Linked DNA regions of Homo sapiens: region 2 is linked to region 1. Evidence: chromatin loops called from intact Hi-C (ENCODE). Cell type or tissue: PC-9. All regions are shown on one strand. Links, peaks and the distances in the headings refer to the core of each region. The heading gives the core; the rest is flanking DNA.

Region 1 (8,353 bases), core at 146-8,145:
AGCACTTATTCATTGCAAACAGCATTTTCACTGGAAATATTTGTGAAAAATCAGTGATAATAGTTTGACATTGTAGCTGCCTGAGGCGGAGCTATCAGGTGGGCAAATAAGAAGCTGACCAGAAATATTAAAAAGAAGAACTGGGGAAGGAGATGTTGTCATAGGTGTCTTTAGCTCTAACATGTTTAGAGCTGTCTAAACTTCTAAGTATTAAAGAGACACCCCAATACACATGCAGAGCCTGAGAAAACTGATTGGTTTGAGTAATTTAAGGATTTTTCTGTTCAAAAATTGGCTGACCACTAAGTTAATTGAGCAGAGATATCAGTGGCCAGTTTGGTAAAGAATATAGATTTTACAGAATTAGTCCAGGGAAGTCACTAAACAAACAACAACAACAAATGACAACACAGGAATAACAACAATACACCCTTGAGAAGGGGGCTCTAATTTCCAGAGTTGCCATGTTATATTATTTTAAATGCCCAGTTTTCAAAAAAATTATGAGACATGCAAATAAGAAACAATGGCCTCTACACAAGAATAAAGAAGTAGTAAATACAAACTATTTTTGAGGAAGCTGTGTTAGACTTACTAGTTAAATATTTTAAATTAACTATTTTTAATATGTTCAAAAACTAAGGGAATCCATGTCTAAGAATTGAAGGAAAATGTGTAAGCAATGTCTCCTCAAATTTAGAATACTAATAAACACTAGAGTTGAAAAGTACAATAATTGAAATGAATTCACGAGAGGTACTGAAGCAGATTTGAGTTGTCAGAAAGAGTCAGCAAACTTGAATATTGGTCCATTGAGATCATCCACCTTGAGGAACAAACAGAAAAGAAATGAATAAAAATTAAGCAAGCCTTAGAGACTTATGTGACACCATAAAATGTACAAACATATGCACAATGTAAATTCTAGAAGGAGCAGAGGTGGGGAAAAAGAGGCAAAATAATATTTCAAGAAATAATCATTAAAAACTTTCAAAATTTTATAAAAAACAGCAACCTACACAGCCAGGAAAGCCCATGAACTCCAAGTAGAATATACTAAAAGATATTCAGATCTAGGCATATAATAATCAAACTATAGAAAGAGAAAGAGAACTTTGAAAGCAGCAAGAGAGCAGCAACTCATCAACATGAGAATCCTAAATTGGATTTAACAGCTGATTTCTCATCAGAATCCATGGAGGTAATAAGGCACTGATGTGACACATTTAAAGTAAATTTTTAATGATTGTCAACCAAGAATTCTAAGTCCATTGAAACCGTTATTCAAAAGTGAAGGAAAAAGTAAGAAATTTACAGATTAAAACTGAGAGAATTCACCCTGCAATACTAGAAGACACCCTAAAATAATTTCTTAGAAAACTCTTAACTAAAAGGGAGTCCTTCACATTTCAAGGAAAGGACACTAAAAAGTAAATTGAATTCACATGAGAAAATAAAGAGCATCAGTAAAGGTAACTATAAGGGAAACATAAAGTACAATATGTGTGTTTTGTTTGTAACTCTTTAAAATCTCCTATCTAGTTTAAAAGACAAATTCATAAAGCAATAATTATAAACTTGTGTTGATGGATATATACATAAATTTATATGACAGAAACACAAAGGAACAGGAAATAAATGGAGACATATAGAACCAAAGTTTTTGTATATTACTGAAGTTAAGTTGGTATTAATTCAAACTAGAGGGTTATTGGTTAAAATATTAATTGTAATCCCAGGGAAACCACAAAAAGCTCAAAAAATGTATAAAAAATGACAAGATAGGTTAGAAAATATTTAATATAAAATAAAGCATTAGTGGAGGATAGAGAAACAAAAAATAAAAAAGCCACAGAAAACAAATAGTAAAATAGCCGATGTAAATCTTGTCAATAAGTATATTAAGTATAAATAGATTAATTATTCCATCTAAAGGCAGAAATTGGCATAACAGATTAAAAAAACATGATCTAACTATATATCCTCTATAGGAGATTTACTTTAGATTCAAAGACTCAAATAGATTATATGTAAAAGGATAGAAAAATATACTCCAAGCAAATAGTAAACAAAGAAGAGCTTGAGTGGCTATATTAATCTAAGATAAAATAGACTTTAGACACAATTATTGTAAGAGATAAGGATGTTGATAATGATAGAAGGCTCAATCCACCAAGAACATACAGCAATAAAAACATATATCAACCAAAAAACAGTGCCTTATGATAGCAACCTTAAGAGAACTGGAATAACTAACTATATCAGAAAAATTGACTTTAAACAAGAAATGTTATTATAGAGAAGAGCAGATATTTCATAATGATAAAAAGCTCAATCTATCAAGAATGAGCAAGAATTTACATATATGGCTCTAACAACAACTCTAATATACATGCAGCAAAATACTACACAACTGAATGGAGAAATAGACAATTCAGCTATAATAGTTATACACTTCAGTATTCCATTTATAATAATGGATAGAACAAATAGACAAGGGATGAACAATTAAATACAATACTGGAATAACACCATAGACCAACTAGACCTAACAGACGTCTGTAGAATGCCCAACAACCACAGAATATACATCTGTCTAAAGTGTACATGGAACATTCTCTAGTATAGACCATATGTTTAGCCATAAAACAAATATAAAAAATATAAAATGATTGAAATAACACAAAGCACATTACCTGAATAGAAGGGAATAAAATTAGAAACCAATAATGGAAAGGATTTGGGAAATTTATAAATACGTAAAAATTAACTTTGAGGTGAATATAAAAGATAATAAAACATACCAAAACTTACAGGACACAGCTAAAGTAGTGCTTAGAGAAAAATTTATACCTGAAAATGCCTTTCCTAAAAAAGAGAAAAAGATCTTAAATCTATAACCTAAGCAGCCACCTTAATAAATTAAAAAAGTGACCATAAACTAAACCCTCCAAAAGTAGACAAAAGTAAGAATTAGTAGTGGAAATAAATAAGATAGAAATATTTTACAAGTAGCAAAAAGAAATGAAACCAGAATTTGGTTCCTTAAAAAGATCACCAAAATTGACAAATTTCTAGCTAGATTTACCAAGAAACAAATAGAAAATACTTAAATTACTAAAATCAGTAATGAAAGAGAGGAGTTATTACAGAAATAAAAAGAATTATGAGAGAATACTATGAACCATTGTATGATAATGCTTTAGATAACTTAGATGAAGTGGAAAATTCCTAGAAAGAAACTACAAAAACTGACTCAAGAAAAGATAGTAATTCTAAATAGTCCTACAAGAATTAAACTGACCCACCTACCCCCTTTCCCCGCCCAAACAAAACCATCACAGATGGCTTAACTGATCAGTTCTACCAAATTTTAACCAAGATTTAATATCCATCCTTCATAAACTCTTATGAAAAATAGGAGAAGAGAATATTTCCGAACTTGTTTTATGAGATCAATATTACTCTGATACTTAAACCAGACAAAGACACCATGAGAAAACTATGGACAAATATCCTCTGTGAATATAGATTAAAAAGTCTTCAACAAAATACTAGCAAACCAAATCTGGCAACATGTACATTGTATTACACAATATGAAAAAAGTGGGATTTATTTCAGAAGCAAAAGATTGATTCACACATGAAAATCAATCAGTGTAATTCACCATATTAATAGAATAATTAATGAAAGCTGCGTGCTTATTTAATATATGCAGAAAAGGTATTTAACAGAATCCAATATCCTTTCATAATAAGAACACTCAACAGCCTAGGATCTCCAATGAGGTAAGAGCATCTACACAAAACCCACAGCTAACAGCATGCTTAATGGTAAAAGATTGAAGATTTCTCCTTAAGATCAGGAACAAGACAAGGATGTACACTCTGACGCGTTGTATTCAACACTATACTTAAGGTTCTACCCAAGGCAATTAGATAAGAAAATAATGTCATCCAGATTGAAAAGGAAGAAGTAAAATTATTTCTGTATGAAGATAACATGATTCTAAAAGCCTAAGAAATCCACCAAAAGTGATTAGAACTAATAAGTGAGTTTAGCAAGCTTTTCCAGATACAAGGTCAATATACAGATTGTATGCTTATGATTTTTTAAGTAAAAGTTTTGTTATAGTAAAAGTGGTAGATCTAAATTCACAAAGTTATAAATGTTATAGATTTGTAAAGAAATTGTGAGGAATCCATATGTTTGCATACTGTGGAATCATTAAAAATAAGTAGAATCTGTATGCTTACTGAGATACAAAAATTATCAGATTACTGATATTAAGTATAAACATGTGGTAGATTAATTGCACTTATAGCCCCATTTCTTTTCTTTCTGCATTTAATCAATTGTGATGTTCCTTTGCAAAGGGACCCCACCCTTTGTAATTTACCTTGGTGAGAGAATTAGGCAGAAGTGTTAGTGTGCCAGTTCTTAGTCTTTAGGTAATTTTGCATAATTCCACTTGCTCCCTCTTGCATGTCTGTGATTGCAACCTGAAGAGCATGCTCAGATTAGCTCACACTGGTCTCAATTCACCTCAGCTGAATTCAACCTAGATCCAAAGACTCTAAACCCCAAGAAGAATAAGCACGCTAAGAGGAGGTTGGCAGAGCTGTTCATCCCTGAGCAGCTGAACCCTGAGATGCTCAAGAAATAAATGTTCATTATGTATGCTACTGAGTTTCTGAGTGATTTGTATCCCAGAAAAAGCTAAAGCATATGGACCTATTTTAGTAAGAAAAATATGCATATGGTCAAGCATGACAAAACATGTTTAGCGAGGTAAAGCAAATGATTAACTGTGGTTATTTTAGCATTATGAGTATGAGTAATTTTATTTTTTCTGGATAATCATGTATTATTTTGCTATGGTGGAATTTTCAATAAAAATGATAATAGGTTAAAATTGTTTATCTTCCTTTTTAAAGGGAATAAATCAGTGTTGAAAGTTTATTACTCCAAATTAAAATTTTTCCTTAGAAAGTTTGAAATGGTTTCTGACTCTGAGTAAGCTTAAAGTGATAGAAATAAAGGTATATAAATAAACTATTTAATATTATAATGCTTAGATTTAGTGGCTTTTACTGACTCTATTTTGGGCTATATAAAAATCTGAAAGTATTGTATGGAATTGAAATACAGATTTTAGTTTCCTCTATTTTCTTACCAAAATGTGAATAGTGTGTTTTTTTGCCATTAAAAATGTTATCCAACTTCTTCATGGATAAAAAGTAATTTTTCCAGGAATATTCTCTTTGAAAAAGTTAAAACAATGTTTTGAAATGCACCTACAGTACTTAGTGGATGATATTTGAGACAACGGCAGAATATCTTTGCTTTTGATCTAAAACAGGCGAGATGAATTCATCCATAGCTCTAAAATGTGCCTTGGGAGCCTTGTAGGTTTTGTAGTGTTAAATTGCTTTCACAGATGACTGTTAAAGTCTGAGAAAATTTAGAAGTTATATTTCACATTTCTCTTTTCCTCAGTCTTCACATCCAATCCATCAGCAAGTCCTGACGCTACTTTTCTTCACCTCCACTTTTATCATGATATTGTCAAAATATAATTTTTAAAGTTAGAAACAGGACTTTCTTACAAATGTCAAGTAAGCATATGCCAAACATTGATTTAAATCATTATTAAAGGAGTCAGCAGGATGATAAAGGTAGTTCAAGGGGCATTTGGAGAACAGAGACTGTTAGGAAAGGTATACTGAAATAAATTTGCTAGGTTGGGCACAAAACTGGTTAATACCTTGCAGAGCAATAAAGTATAACCTTTCTTCTGGAAAGAAATTATATATCTCCAATGGACAAAAACTACAAATGAACATATAACATTACAGAGTCCTAGCTTTAATCAATAGTAAACAGCAAAGCAAGCAAGGGTACATACTAGGGAATTAAATTATTCTTGGGTGATCCTGTTAGATAATGTCCTAGTATGACACTGAAATAACATGCAGATATTATTAGCAATTTTGGGTAATTTTTTTTAACAGTTCTCCATTGTTATTATAAATAACCTTAATCACAAATAAAGGCCAGCCTTCTGGTGTTTGGGCCTAATTGACACAGATTGGGAAAAGGTATTAATAACTACATAAACTTTTTTATAGTATGGTCAGCAAGTATAGTCATTCAGTTTTGAGCAACTCTTATCGTCAGAGAATTAATTTCTTTCTAGAATTCAAGACATATCTTCATGTGGCCTTGGACCAACTCAGTTCTCCCTCATTTCTCCTGTAGTTCTCAAGGATAATTGTAGAATGTAGAATGTGCTGGGAATGCAACATTCTGAGACAAAGGGGGAAAAAGCCTGGCTCTGTTCCTGTTTCTCAGAGAAATAGGATTTTCTTGAATGCTTTATCCCAGCATGTTGTGTTTCTCCAGAGGTATAAAACCCAGGTGGGCTCCCTCAGCTGTGGTGCAAGTGAGGCACATGTGGACAAGATTTCACCTATCCCGGACAGCTTTTCTGATGAGTCTTAAAAAGCCAGCTTGCCCTTGAATCCTAGGCTTCTGGGTTATTTACTGCCTACTTATGAGTAATAAATTTGCTTTGCTTAATTTGTTGTGTGAATGCTCCTTCTCATTGGACTTGTGCAAATAGTAGAAATTGCAGCCCAAGATGCAGTAAGCTGTAATTGTAACCAGTGCACAGAGAACATTGCATGTGGAAAACACTGAAAATAATAAGAATATACTAAAATAAATTGTATCGGATGAAATATAACTACAAATTCTTTTCTTTTCTGTTTTTTTCATCAAGTCTTTGCTTCCTCCACTTAAACTTGGATTGGTCTTGTGACTTTCTTTAACCAACACAATTAAGCAGAAATGGTGGTTCTGTGTCTGTCTTTGCACTACTATATCATTCTGGAACCATGTCTGACATAGCATAGGTCCTCAAAATAAATATTTACTGAATAAATGAATAAAAATATAATGATGTTTGTTTTAACACTATTTGCCCTGTTGACAAGTGAGTTATCAAGACGTATACATTTTACTGAAAGGAAACTACATGTTTTACCTCTGTACTAAGACGTTTTCTAAATAAAACTTCTTACTAGAGCAAGCAGTATCCTCCTGTTTTTATGAGTCACCCTCTCTCCCAGAAGTTCAGAATTCTTGTGCTGGCTGTTCTACATCATAGCAGCAGCCTATGTTGAGTTCTTTACTAGTGGTGTCCCACTGTCTTTTAAAATACATTCCTTGTTTTTATTTAAACCCCTGGAAGTCTCTGCCATGGCATGACGAGTAATAATAAGTTTATCAGATAAATCAATCTCTGTCTCTGTATTAACCATGTAAGAGAAAACACAGAATAAAGATTAGGGGTTTGGAATCAGAAAGATTCTGATGTGAGTTATAACACTCAAGTTCAGCTAGTAAGGGTGGTGAATTTAGACCAGTATGAATTTAGACCATTATTTTATTTCTTGAGACTCATATGTAAATTGGGGAACATAATACTACCTAGTAAGGTGTTATAAGGATTAAAAGGAGCTATGTATATATAGTTTCTATTGTATAGTAAAGGGTTAACTTATTGTGGCTATTATAGGAACTGATTTTTCCCCAAATATCATATTGCCTTTTAGTAGATGTCTCCAAAAGAAGTTGAAAACTGTAATTGTGAGAGATAGGAGAGATCTTGGGTTAGGTGCCTCTTTCTAGATAGCCATTTCCATCTCCTTCTCCTAGGGCTAACACTGCTTACTTTTAAAAAAGACACTTCCAGACATAAATGGTGAATTTTTGAACTATGGTTAACTAATTCTAGCCAAACAGTTAAATTCTATTTCCAGGAATTCCTGTGATATTTGTATCTGCAGTAAATTAAGAATTATAAAATCTGAAATCATATTTATGGTAGCTGTTTTACAGTTCTGCTTCTATAATACATAAGCTTGATAGAATCTCTTGATGTGATTTTTTCTAAGCCCTACCGCTCAAATAATCATTTACTACTGTGACAATCTACGTGTCTAGAAGAGTTTTAAATATGGATTGTTTAACAAGTTTCCCCTATTCTAACAAGCATTCTTCTTTTGTAGATTCTGCAGAAATGGAATCTGAACAGATCACCTTGAACGTATGAGGTTCAGGTGAAGAGCTGGATGAGGAGTAATTTAAAGCATGTTGAATTAACAAATAGCAAAACAGACAGATAATATTCTTTGGTCCTTGTGAAAAAGTAGTTATAAAAAGATTTTTCCTAATTCCTGAAGTTTCTATTATTTAAAAATGAACTAAAATCTTAGAACCCATTTCAGGTTACTTGGTTCATCTGGTCTCAGCTCAAAAAAGATGTTATCACTACTCCTTCAATAG
Region 2 (8,353 bases), core at 223-8,222, 690 kb after region 1:
TCAAGAGCTAAGGAAATTTATCTACAATTCACATATATGATTAATAAATGGATTATCAAAGGTAATTATAGTTGCATTGATCACCTGTTTCAAGTTTATTTTCTCAGATTATTTGTAATGAGATTAATTATCTCTACCTTTGTTTGCATTAAAGTAAACATTTCACATACACAGCAGTGTTTGGAGACCTTAAAGGAATGTACTTTAATGATGATAAGTCAATTTTTATAATCATCCATTTATCTTGAAGCTTTTATTAGTGCATTTTATTTTCTTTCAATAGATTCTTGCACTGAAGACTGTGATGGTAAGTATACTGCTGTTGTTAAATTCAATAATTGATGTTGATATTATTCCGTATGATTGCACAACAGACTGCATAAGTTGTAATTAAAAATCGGCAGCCTGTAGGAGAAAAACCTAATACAGATGGCGGGTTGATGGGTGCAGCAAACCACCATGGCACTTGTATACCTATGTAACAAACCTGCACGTTCTGCATATGTATCCCAGAACTTAAAGTATATTAAAAAAAAAAATCAGCAGCCTGCAGACCAAATCCATCTCCCATATGGGTTTTGTCTGGCCTTTATCTTGCTCAATTGTTATTTCAAAGATAACTTTAAAAAATACACGTTCAAGGACAGGCGCGATGGCTCACGCCTGTAATCCCAGGACTTTGGGAGGCTGAGGCGGGCAGATCACGAGGTCAGGAGATAGAGACCATCTTGGCTAATACGGTGAAACCCCATCTCTACTAAAAATACAAAAAATTAGCCAGGCGTGTGGCACGCGCCTGTAGTCCCAGCTACCCGGGAGGCTGAGGCAGGAGAATCACTTGAACCCGGGAGGCGGAGGTTGCAGTGGGCCAAGATGGCGCCACTGCACTCCAGCACCGGTGACACAGCGAGAATCTGTCTCAAACAAAACAAAACAAAACAAAACAAATTCGAATAACAGCAACAGCAACACATCTGGTCACGTTTGGCATACACCACCAATGGCAGAAGCCAACTGGAGCTGAGTAGAGGATTTCTCTTTAGGCAGAGAAATTGCTTTACAGTTTTCACGTCTGTTCACACAATACACACCTATGCGTTTTCATTGCTTCTGTTCATTTACATGACCTTACAGGTCCCTCCAGATCTGAATTGTAGCAACTGGTATAAAGATAATTTGAACAATAACAACATGCAAAATATATGCTATACATCTGAAAATAAAACATACTATAGTAGAAATATCCCTGAAGGAAGCAATAGAATAATTTGGCTTTAATCTCAGATTGCCCCTAATTTACTATCTAGTAATTGTCAAAACATTGCAGTTTCACTGACCTCAGAAGCTTCTTCTGTGAAATGAGAGTATTTGTGTCTTTTCGGTTTTAAGAAGTCCTTAAGCCTCTAATAAATGTTTTTAAAAATTAATAAATTAAGCCTCAATTTAGAGTGTTTTTTTTTGTTTGTTTGTTTGTTTTTTTTTTTTTTTGAGACGGAGTCTCGCTCGGTCACACAGGCTGGAGTGCGGTGGCGCCATCTCGGCTCACTGCAAGCTCCATCTCCCGGGTTCACGCCATTCTCCTGCCTCAGCCTCCCGAGTAGCTGGGACTACAGGCACCCACCTCCACGCCCAGCTAATTTTTTGCATTTTTAGTAGAGATAGGGTTTCACCGTGTTAACCAGGATAGTCTCGATCTCCTGACCTCGTGATCCACCCGCCTCGGCCTCCAAAGTGCTGGGATTACAGGCGTGAGCCACTGTGCCTGGCCAATTTAGAGTGATTTTTACAACTTTAACAGATACATGCTACCTTCATTAGAAACTGTCAGCACATTAAAACAGTACTGCAGATGTTTACACACAGAGTAATTGTGCATTTACACTCTCCATGAGCAGGGTTAAATTATTGTATTAACCTCGATTTAGCGTGCTAAGAATAATTCAGTGAGAAAAATTAAAGATGAGTGTCTCATGAAGGAATGGAGTAGTTATCACTTTGGTTGCTTAAGTACCAAATATTGTTTATGGAGTCTGATTCGGGGTTATGGTCAGGGTTCTGCAATCCTCTGCAATATATATGGGAGTCCACAAAGGATAGAAGTGGCTTAGTCACCTTAATACCAGGGTACATACACAACACAGAAGCCACTCTTCTGTGAGATTCAGGTAGAAGAGCCACTTATATATACATATGTATATATATGTATGTACACTTATATACACATAAACTTGATGCAGGGCAGGTTCTTGGCTTCACCCAGGTATTAATTCAAGAGCGAGCTGGTGGTGGAAGAAAACAGCCTTATTGAGGCGGCAGCAGTCCTGCAGCTCTGTGACTGCTCCTCCGAAGCAGGGCTACCCCATAGGCAGTATGTGGAGAGTAGCGACTCAGGAGCAGTTCTGTAGTCACATTTATACCCGCTTTTAATGGTATGCTAAGTAAGGGGCAGATTATTTGGAATGAGCTAGAAAATGGGCAGTAACTTCTGGGTATTACCTTGGCAAGGATTGGTAACTTCTTGCTTGTGCCAAGGCAATGGTAAGCTGTCATGGCGCTGTTGGGCATGTTTTATGGAGAAGTGTCTTTTGTGCCTCTTCTAGGCTTTGGCCAGTCTTCAATCTGGTCCAGAGTTGTGGCCTGCCTGCCTCCTACCTCAGACTTATCCATATTTATAGTATGTTTATAGATACATAGCTTTTTTCCTTACGCCATCATAAAACCCACTCCCATTCCCCTTCTCCAGTGTGCATGCACTGTAATGCATCTGTTGTCTTTGAATAGCCATGAATCTGTGAAAACACAGTGTGGTTGCTGCTGCTGGTGGGAATAGTGGTGTGTATGTGTGTTTAATTTGAATAGATATGTTGCTAAAGCACTTATGTTGTACATATATATTGTTATTTTTTAAATTGCCTCTCTTCTACATAAATTTATAGTTTCTAACTGCTGCATAACATGCCACATATACCTGTACAATATTTTACTTTGTTTCCTTGTATGTATGAATCTCCAATTATACTCAACTTCTCATTCACATGAATAATGTTACTATGAATATCCTTATAGATATACCTATTTTAAGTTTCTGTGGGTGAATTTCCCTAGTATGTATCTGGGAAAAGTTTTCCATAGAAGAGGTACATGCTGAATTTCACCAAGTATTGCCAACGCAATATTCTTGTTTCTCCCCGTAATTCCATTCACTTGTTTTGGCAATACATACCCTTTAATTCTATTGATTCCAACAGAATGACTATGGCAATAGCATCTTTCTCCCTTAATATTTTTTCTGAATTTTCCCTCTGCTATCCACTCTGCATAAAATCTGTTATTTCCCCTCATAATTGATTGTAGCATCTCACATAGAAAAGAGTTCATAGGCTGTCTGATTTAATAATCTACATAAAAACATCTCATTAAGAGAAGTATGGCAGTAACTTTTTTTATAAAGTTACCCTCTAATGAAACAAAAATTTGCTACCTCCAAATAGTATCCCCCTTTTTACATTATTTAGACCACTAAGGTATTTGTTTCTAAATAAAATCCTAAAAATTGATTTTGTATAATTTTATACTTTCTTAAAGAAACAAATATGATGACATTTGTTTTGTTTTTCCAGTGGAAAAGCCATTTGTGCTTTCTCTTGAGGCAAAATTAACTAAACTATTTTAGTGTCTATCAGTTTAAGATATGTTTTTCTTTGACACCTAAATTATATCCAGGAAAGTTAATAGCATTCTAATAACGCCTCAACACTTGAAAGTTAATTGTTTGTGTTATTTTACTTCATTGCATTCTTCTCCTTGTTACATTTTGCTAATGTGACTCATTTGATCTGAGAAACTTTTTTGTTTTGTTTCTGAAATGTTTAGAAGTAAAAAAAAATGATAAAATAAGCATATTATGCTTTGATTGTTAAACTTTGTGAATCCTAAACACTATACTACTTGCCTAGAAATAATTAAAATAAATTATATTTTGATTAAATGGGATAATCCCCATACATCTAATTAGTTTAAATAATAAATATCATAGATTAAATGTGTTAAATTATTCATGCATCTAATTAACAAAACACCAATCTATTAAAGAAAGAGCCCTATATCTTAGCATATTAATTATTTTGTTAAGTGCAATATTAAGCATTTGAGAAGTATTTAGGATTTTTCCTAACAGACTTGAGTCTTACACATATTCTTCAATATAAACTTAATTTAGGACCACAATCAACATGATTATTTGAAAAATTTGATGTTTTATATGCTAAAAATCTTAATTATAGTTATTGTTGGAAATATTTGTATTTTGGGGGAAAACTGTTAGAACATGCAACAATTATAAATTACTCAACTGACTTAAGAGACGAAGACAACTTTGTTTGTTTTTGTTGTTGTTGTTGTTTTTTGAGATGGAGTCTCACTCTGTTGCCAGGCTGGAATGCAGTGGCCCGATCTTGGCTCACTGTAATCTCCGCCTCCCGGGTTCAAGCGATTCTCCTGCCTCAGCCTCCCAAGTAGCTGAGACTACAGGCACACGCCATCACACCCAGCTAATTTTTGTATTTTAGTAGAGATGGGGTTTCACCACGTTGGCCGGGATGGTCTTGGTCTCCTGACCTCGTGATCCACCCGCCTCGGCCTCCCAAAGTGCTGGGATTACAGGCATCAGCCACCGTGCCCGGCCAACAACATTTTAAGAAGACTTCCAGTTTACAGAGAAAATAACAACAATGTATTTTAGCAGGGGATGTTTTAAAAAGTAAACTAGTATCACCTGTGTTATAGGTATAAGGTATATAGGTATCCCCATTACTCTGCTTTTTCTTTTAAATGATATAATATTCTGTATCTCTGGGATGGTGGAAGGTTGATTTGCAAAAAAGGAGGAGTAGATATGCACATTATTTTCTTGTTTAAATTCATTAATTATGAGTAAGTTGTATTTTATGTTGTCATATATTTTTAATATTTTATTTTTAAATAAAGGATTCAGAGTCAAATAGTTAAATATTTTAGCTAATTATGAAGATAGAGTTTTCTAAGAATGTAAAGCGACAAGGTAGACATGATTTTATAACGTAACCAAGAGAATTTTAATATATAAGCTTCATATTTAAGTCCTTGTAATAAATTTATATTTATAATGCAAATACATTATAAATATTTCTGATACATTTATATAATGAATTTAAATTTAATTATGGAATTAGATTTTAAAGAATATTATAACCTTAGATCTTCAAACTAGTGAGCATACCCCTGATGGTAAAAGGACATGAATAAATTAAAGAGAATACATTTTAAGATACTCAATTCGAAGATAGTCAATTGCTTTATATACTATGTTTCTTCCAAAAAATAATCTGCAGGAATAATTTTAAAAATAAATTAGTATAACTCTATATTGATATGAAAAATGGAAATATTATTTCAAAGAAGAATGCAAACAAAGTAACATGTTTATTCAGGAGGAGCTTTTTTTTTTACATATTTTATGTAGATGTTGGTGAATGTCAAGTCACAGTTATAAGTAGACATATATAGCTATAACAATGATTAAATTTATATGTAAGTTATGCTTTGTGGGTATAGATTTTAAGTATCTTATATAATGTATATTTATGTAAACTCTAATATGTAACTTCCTATTATACTGCATATGTATACATATATAAAATAATTGGATTCACTTAAATATACTATAAAGTATTTATTTAAAATTTGTAGTGATGCAGGGAGCTGAGATTGCACCACTGCACTCTAGCCTGGGTGACAGAGCAAGACTCCATCTCAAAAAAATAAAAAATAAAAAATAAAAAATAAATAAAATAAAATTTGTAGTGATAAAATATAGACATCTTCCTACAAGTATTTGAGTTAAAAATAAATTATTTTAAGTGTTACAAGAGTTAAAAAGTTCAAGAATAATACAAAGAGAATTTGTACTTATACATTTAAAAATGTGTCAAGGCAAATACAGACACTCTTCCTGATATCTTATCTAGCTACCTTTCTAGTATCTCCTTTATCTGCAGTACTACATTACTACATTACTACTATATCTACATTATCTACTATAGCTTATCTAGTCCCCCCAAAGGTATCAAATTTTTAGCACCTAAAGGCCAATCCTTGGTAATAAAGAGAGAGAATGTGCATATATAGATGTGTGTACGTATCTACCTATCTACATAGAGAGAGAAAGAGTGTGTGTGTGTAAATAGAGCCAGTAAGAAATATGCAAATAGTCATTTTAGTCTGTATTTCAGTAAGTATCTAAATATAGGAAAGTCATTCTGTGCTTGTAATTGATGTATTTACATAATAGGTGTAGCCAACACTGTCAAATCTGTTGATTTTTACCACTTCTTTATGCCACTTCTGCTGCTGTGTGGCCCTTTTGCCTCCTATGGCCATGTCAGCATCTTGATTCTTTTTTCTGAAGACTAGCCACAAGCTACTGGAGCTGTTTTGCCCTCAAAGGGAAGAGAGAGTGGCTGTGGCTGGGAGTTTTATGTTCAATCCACCTCATCCAACTTGGAAAGTCAGCTTCTTCCTTCAAATAAGGGTAAGTCTGAGAACTAATTTACACTCCTAAACTCCCCTGCAGAATCAGATCAGATTGGAGCCACCCTCCCTGAAATTTTATCTGAAATTGAAGTCTTTCTTGGTTTCTTCTTCTCCCCCTTCCTCTTCCTACCCGCTTTTACCAAAAGCCCTTGGGAATAAATTTTTAAACTATGTATTTATTTATTGACAAACAAATATTGTATATCTTTATGGGAAAAATTTTTAAATAAATCAGTTCCCCATAAAGCCACTCCTTAGTGGCTGCTTACAGGGGAACTCAGTTTAAGACCATGGTCTCATGGAATAATTACAACATAGTTCCCTAACTTGCCATCATTAGGGAGGCTTTAAAAGTGTTACAGACACAGAATCCTACATATTTCTTGATAAAAGGGGTCAGATATAAGCAGGAACAGTACCACGACTATGTTAGTGAAGCACATAACTCAGGACAAAGATTAAAGGTCACTAAAAACTGAATAATTAACATGAATAATACTTTAATGTAACATTTAAAAATCAAAATTAATTATAAATATAGCATGATTAAGATTAATTCTAGGAATGCAAGGCTGATTTTACCATTCAAAAATTCATCAACATAATCTGTCATATTAACAAAATAAAGTGAACTTCATTGGAAATTCTTTGGCCAGATTCTAACTTACTAAAATTGAAACAATCAAAGATCTGAAATGACTGAGAAAAACTCTGAACTCTATGATGTAAGCAACATCTACATTTTAATTAAAGACAAGATCAATATTACTGATTTTCTTTTGTCTCAGATTCCAATATGGTTTCATAGCTTTTGTGCTTTGACTTCCAAAAAAAAAATAAATAAATAAAATAAAGAAGATCAAAGGAAACCAAACCAAAGCAGCAGAAGAAAATAAGTAATACCAATAACAGCAAAAATCAATGAAAACAGAAAAACAATAGAAAAAATAAGTGAAATAAAATGCTGGTTATTTGAAAACAATAGCATTCTAGCAAGACAGACAAAGAAGTAAGAGAATGACACCCATTGCCAATATCTAGATGAAAAGAGAGATTACTACTACAGACCCCATAGATATTAAAAGGATAGTAAGGGAATTACTATGAATACAAATGAATTTGACAGCTTGAGACGTGAATCAATTCCTCAAAAAATGCAGACTCCCAAAACTCACTCAAAATGAAACAGTTAGAATAGCCTAGTAACTATTAAAATTATTGATATAGTAATTGAAAAGTTTATCCAATAGAGAAAATTTCAAGTCCAGATGATTTCACTGGACAAATCTACCCAACATTTAAAGAATTAACCACAGTTTTATACAGTCTTTTTACGGAGTTTCACTCTTGTTGCCCAGGTGCAATCTCGGCTCACCGCAACCTCTGCCTCCTGGGTTCAAGAGATTCTCCTGCCTCAGCCTCCCGAGTAGCTAGGATTACAGGTATGTGACACCACGCCCAGCTAATTTTGTATTTGTAATAGAGACGGGGTTTCTCCATGTTGGTCAGGCTGGTCTCGAACTCCTGACCTCAGGTGATCCGCCTTCCTCAGTGTCCCAAAGTGCTGGGATTATAGGCGTGAGCCACCGCAGCTGGCCTACACAGTCTTTTTCAAAAAACAGAGAAGGTAGCAAAACTCCCAATTTATTATACAAGGCTAGCATTACCCAATACCAACACCAAAGGCAGCATACAGACACATGCTCATGTGTACACACACACACACACACACACACAGAAGAAAGTAAAATAAAAAAGAGCCCAGGATTTCTCTTGAAAATAT

Evidence for each region. Hi-C counts contacts between places; a loop is a spot of excess contacts. Peaks named below come from ENCODE experiments on the same cell type or tissue, not always from the same donor. Only the 100,000 strongest peaks of a DNase experiment are listed, where the experiment ranks them.
Region 2: a loop joins it to region 1, with 13 times the contacts of the local background. A loop is called at or near these places in 2 of 110 quality-filtered maps.

Annotation. Positions count from the first base shown.
Region 1 is chr2:187,143,741-187,152,093 of GRCh38, forward strand. The region is part of intron 1 of CALCRL-AS1 (CALCRL and TFPI antisense RNA 1); the gene reads left to right. LOC124906106 (a long non-coding RNA gene) reads right to left here and starts at 5,265. Exons shown (of 3, transcript XR_007087543.1): 1 at 5,178-5,265; 2 at 4,401-4,503; 3 at 751-826. In PC-9, for the core only: no CTCF peak of the experiment used is centred there; no DNase peak of the experiment used is centred there.
Region 2 is chr2:187,832,641-187,840,993 of GRCh38, forward strand. No RefSeq gene overlaps it. Among named protein-coding and RNA genes, the nearest start is that of TFPI, 280 kb to the left of the region's middle. RefSeq lists a silencer at 888-1,088. In PC-9, for the core only: no CTCF peak of the experiment used is centred there; no DNase peak of the experiment used is centred there.